2 separate regions of the Mus musculus genome follow, and region 1 is linked to region 2. A link is a loop called in an ENCODE intact Hi-C map of the cell type or tissue named here. Cell type or tissue: heart. All regions are shown on one strand. Links, peaks and the distances in the headings refer to the core of each region. The heading gives the core; the rest is flanking DNA.

Region 1 (2,802 bases), core at 3-2,502, 50 kb before region 2:
AGCCCAAAGAAGAGTTGGAATTATGAGTGTGCAAATAAATAAGTAATATTCAGATAGTTGGCAGTAATCTGAAGGGAGCAACCAGGCCTGCCTATCTGTCGATACATTAAGCAGCAATGTGTATGTTAGTGGTATAAGAAACACATACTAACAATGATATCGGGCATATGATAATGTTTGCCTTTTTAAATGCAATACTTTTGGAATATTCTTATAGTTTCCTTATATTACACTTTAACAATCTCTTCCCAAATGTCTAATATTTTTTTAAAAAATCCTTTACTCCCCAGTTTCTCAGTGTTTTTCCCTTCTTGGTTTCTGGGCCGTTCTGGCACCGATGGGCACTCTGTTGGCAGTGCACAATAGCTGGCACAGAGCGTGCTCACCATACATACTTGTGGAATTAAGGAATAAAAATCCGAGACAAGCCATTTTCCACATGCAGAGTGGCCTTACCTCACACCAAGCACAGAATCGATTCCCAGCGGAAACTGTGAAACTCTTTGAGGAAAACATGAGCAAAACCTTTGTGTTCTCAGATTAGACCATGGAATTGCTGACACGATACAAGCAAGTCAAAAAAGTAAATCAGATTCAGTCAAAAATAAAAACCTTTGTGCTTCTGGAGCACTACTAAAGTAAAGGCATAGCGGCACAGGACAGACAGACAGACAGACAGACAGACAGACAGACACACACACACACACACACACACACACACACACACGCATCACCTTCTGCCTTCCCGGAACTCAGCCTCACTGTATCTGTGTACATCCTCTCTCGCTGTCTGTCTCTGTCTCTGTCTCTGTCTCTGCCTCTGTCTCTCTCTCCCCCTTGCTTTCTGTTTCTGCAAATTCTTTGCCATGTCTTTGCTTATATCTTCCCTCTTCAATTCTACGTCTGTTTCTTTTATTTTAAGAAATGCAACTTATATTTTTATACATGGGAGTTTTTTTAAAGCACCACTAGGGAATTTGTCCAAGGGCTAAAGAGCCTGGGTACCAGAGACTGTACTATGCTCCAGGTCGCCTTCCTATCCAAGGCATAGAAACAGACACACACAGAGTAGATCTTTGATCCTAAGAACCCAGAATTCCCACTGGGATGAGGGTAAATATTTATCTCTATCTGGATTTGCTGGCTGCTGCCTGGTTTTTGGCTTACTCAATATCCTATTTGGCCAGAGACCAGTCAGGTCAGGAAAAGATCACTCCACAGCTCCAGCCTTGGACACATTCGGGAAGAGCCTCCAAACAGTTCCCATATAAACGTTAAAGGGTCATCTGAGTCCACTGCTCACATAAGGAAACACATAGGAGAAAAGACATGTTCTGCCCTCACAGTGAGAGAAGAAAACCAAATATGGAATATTCACTTTTGCATTTCTTCCCATACTCTCTCTCATCTAAGACAAGAAACAGCCTACAAAGGCGTAAACGTGCTATCTAGTGGTCAGGATGGAGGAAATAGAAAAGGGCTTGTCATCTCCCAGGTCTAGATTTTCAAGTCCTAGTTTAACAACCAAGGTTCACTTTCCTAGTCTACAAAACCAAGACAAGGAACATCTATTTCAGAGAGTTTTTCCAAAGACTCTGGCATCACACAGGCAGGGCATGGACATGGATCCTAAGATGTAGGGCACTTTCATTTTGGCAGGAGCCCTGGACAGATCTCACTGTCTGTACAACAGAATTTCAGAGATTCAGATCACCATGGTCCTCTGGATCTAAAATAGAGACCTGTCTCTAAAACTTGTATGCACTCAATTCACCTGTGAAGCAGCTTCATCATATATTGGCAGGCAACACTTGTAAGCTCCACTGGGCATATCTGTTTATAGAAACAATACCAACTCCCCCATCCTGCCACTGCACAGGGAGACAGAAATCTACAGCTCACATGGTCACCAGCACCACCAGCATTACCAGTACCCTCCTTTCACTGTTGACAGTGCCACTGCCACGCCACAGCTATCACCAGCTCCACTAGTGACACCATCAGTCTCACCTCCCCCCACCTCTGCCACTGGCACCTCATCTTCTTCTCCCATGCAACTATCAGCATCTCTCACACCACAGAGCATCAACCAAGACCTAAGACTGAAAAAGAATGACTGATGGTGAATCCACCAGGCGTGCAGTCTTAAAAAGAAGAATTTATTTAGAAAACTTTTAAGCCAATTGTATAAAGTGTGACACCATCTCAATGTGTCCTCAGACACCCCTGACAGTTATCTGCTGTAACAAATGTCACCGAATAAAAGGCATCCCCCTCCTTACTTCCTATGGGGACCAGGGAGGAAGGACAAAAGTCAAGGACTGAGAGAAAGCGCCCTAGGCCCATGGGCACCTCCACTACAGCTCTGAACCTGGGCTACTTATTCCTAGTGTCCAAATACATGCGATCAGAGATTACAACCATGTAGGGCGGGGAGCAGCCACGGTGACCGGGACTGGCTGTATTTCCATGTGACAAAGATCTTGAAGATCACAGGCAGCACAGCATCCCTAGCTGTCCAATGGGAGGCTGGAAGCTTAGCAAGAAAACTGTATCAATATCTTTAAAAATAGATTTAACAGATATTTTACTGTATTTTCCACTGAAAAATAACCTTTTCCATATTTTTAAAGGTCACAAATTTTTATTTAAAAAAAAACATGTACTTTTATTTTCTTGCATCCTGAAACATAACAAATTACAAACCTTTAAACAGAAAATTGTTAACTGCTCCATTTTAAGAGCCTTTTTAAAAAGTAAAAGTCAATGATAAGCTGATACTCTGAGTACCAGCTCTACAGC
Region 2 (2,802 bases), core at 278-2,777:
CTTACAAGCATGGTAGCAGCTACAATAAGACTCAAACATTTTCATCTTCAAAACAGAACTGAAAGTTTCTTTAGAGATAACTGGATTTTTGGAAGGATAACAGGACTTGAAAGGGACTAATTTTCAAGTCAAAAGAGATGATCTAAAAAGTTGGGTTTGGCTCTAGGTGCAGCTCAACTATGAGTACTCAGGCAGCACGCACAGAGCTCTGGGTGTGATGCCCACCACACTAAATACACCACAATTAGAATTCACTTCTCAAAGTAGGTACATCATAGCCTAGAAATGCTAACACCATCACCTGAGGTGCTGCTTCATTCACTGCTTGGAAAACTGTCCTCAGAACAGCTTTGGAGACTCTCTTCATAAGGAGGTAATAAGGTACAAGTGAGGAGAGGCAAAGATGACAAGGAGTCAGCCTCAGCTCGGTGGGTGACAGCCGGATACCAAGGGGATGTGAGTGTGACTTTGTATCTTACACTTGTGAAAATCTTAAATATTTGAGACGGGCATTTTTATAAAATGAAAAAATTAGAAAATCAAAGTCCTGTAGACACATTTTGGTCATATCAATTAGCAATAGTAAACTAATGTGGGTAGTCAAGTCCTGTATACCTGGTATATCACTAAAACTCCAAAGGCAGCAACCATCACACACAGCTATTTCTGCACAGGCAAGAATGCCTGATATTTAAAGAGTTAGTGGCAAAAGGTTGTTGTTAAATTGGCAGAGTCCTTGCCTTGCGTACAGGGAAATTAAATTGGTTAAATCCCATGCACGGCTTAGACAAGATATGGTGGGACACATTTGCAATGTGAGCACCTGGGAGGTAAAGGTAGGACACAAATTCAAGTTCATGATTGACTGCATAGCAAGCTTGAGGCTAGCTTGATCACCATGAGATCTTGTCTTAATTTAAAAAATAACAACAAGAATAAAAATCAATAAACAAAAACCAGTTTAAGGCCAGCCAGATACATGAGATTTTAAAAAGAAATTGTTGTTTTCTCTGAAAATTTAAAAGGGCATACAAAGTTTTCCTACTGGAAGCACTCATGTAACCTTGGAAGCTTTCTGCTGTCGGGTAGACCAACAGAGTGAAGCCCTCAGTGATGTCAGTGTGCTCTTATGTGACATATCATGTTTCTCTTCTCAGATCCAATGTAGTTCCTATCTTAAGACTATTTCTCTAGCCACAATCCCTTCTTCAGAGCTCCCTGCCCAAATTACTCCATATGGCAGTAATGCTTTGGGAAGGTCATTACAAATGCAAGCTGTATAGGAATACGTGCATTTATGAGTATATGATAACCACATTATATAAATATGAACACCACAGGAACATGTGTAAGCACTATGTACACACTGGAAGGAATGCAGGCTCCTCATTTCATTGTTCTTCCCCTCATGGTATCCTTCTCCATCCCCAGGTACTTCAGCAAACCCCAGCATTCTTTCTGTTACAACTGAGACACTGCAATTACATGACCTACTTTATGAGCTTTTGGCCCCTCTGGCAAAGCCTTGTCCACATCAGTCTTCCTCACTATTGTTCGAGGGCTGAAACTGGCATCAGGTGGGCCAATGCCCATCAGCTTTCCCTTACCAGGCCAGACAATGGCTTCACAGGCCAATGCCACCCTACACAGAGGTCTCAGGTCTCTCTCTTTGCAGGAAGTATAGCCCTGGACACAGACGACTAGGAGAGAATAACCTTCAAAGGTAAAAGAGCGCCACCTGCTGAAGCGAGAGGGGCTGTGTAGATTGTGAGCATCCCATGGTTTCAAGGCTTCCCTAAAGGAACACTGGCACCAGTCTACCAGATCTCCTAGATAGACATGACCATAATGAAGATGAGTAGCTCCCCTGAAACACAAAGGACATCAGTGGGCTGAATACCACCTTTCCAGATGGTTGGTCACAAGACAAACATTAATGCCTTGCATGCAAACATTCATGTATGTCTAATCCAAGAAAAATTTTACACCAGTGAGAATGGGCAAATAAAACATGCTGGCAGAAGCACTGTGGTCTGAGAGAGAGAGAAAAAAAAATCCTAACATACTCTGTGTATATACTAAGCAGAGCAAGGAGGCAAGCAAGCTAGTGAACAGCAAATCACAGAATGAAAGCCCTGGAAAGTGTAAGACATCATCTGAGTCCACATGAGCAATAGAAAAGCCAAACACAACCCTCACAATGTGAGGGCAGCTGTCTACTGGAAACAAGGAATACGTTCACTGTGAAGTATACTCTAAGGCACGCCCACCCCACTTCTTCATAGCATCTGCATGCAGTACCGAGGTTCTACTTCCAAAACTAGGACACTCTACCTTGCATTTCCTTTTTGTGGGCAAAGTACTTACTTGATCATAGCCACCCCTAAAGCTTTTTAATTTACTGCCTTCTCACATGGAGAGAATGTGGAGCATTCTCAACACTGCTATTTATTTTGAGCCATCAAAATAGGGTGGGGGAAGCTGGCTTTTTGTCTGGGAGAGTCTTGCTCCTTAGTCATTTTTCCTGGAATTTCCCAGTCATACGGAAGAGAATGTCAGAGAGCTGACATATTGTACAGTCCAGACAGAGAATAGCATTTTGCCCAAAGTGAAATAACGTTTATGCTCTTTACAATTGAAAAATGGGGGGGGGGGGAACCAGACAAAGATCCTAAAAAAAAATCATTAATTTGAGGAGTAGGAATATGCCAAATTAGATTTATAAAAGTAAAGCCAGGGGGCTGGAGTGACAGCTCAGAAGCTAAGAGCACACACTGCTCTTGGAGGTGCCAAGGTTGGTTG

What was found. A loop is a pair of places that touch in the nucleus more often than their neighbours do. Peaks named below come from ENCODE experiments on the same cell type or tissue, not always from the same donor. Only the 100,000 strongest peaks of a DNase experiment are listed, where the experiment ranks them.
Region 1: a loop joins it to region 2, with 2.2 times the contacts of the local background. A loop is called at or near these places in 7 of 42 quality-filtered maps.

Annotation. Positions count from the first base shown.
Region 1 is chr13:63,095,291-63,098,092 of GRCm38, reverse strand. All of the region lies in intron 5 of Aopep (aminopeptidase O), which reads right to left. Among named protein-coding and RNA genes, the nearest start is that of Gm46422, 1.9 kb to the right of the region's middle. In heart, for the core only: a CTCF peak has its summit at 968; a DNase peak (open chromatin) is centred at 1,162.
Region 2 is chr13:63,045,742-63,048,543 of GRCm38, reverse strand. All of the region lies in intron 3 of Aopep (aminopeptidase O), which reads right to left. Among named protein-coding and RNA genes, the nearest start is that of Gm46422, 48 kb to the left of the region's middle. In heart, for the core only: a CTCF peak has its summit at 1,755 (motif pointing left); a DNase peak (open chromatin) is centred at 1,663.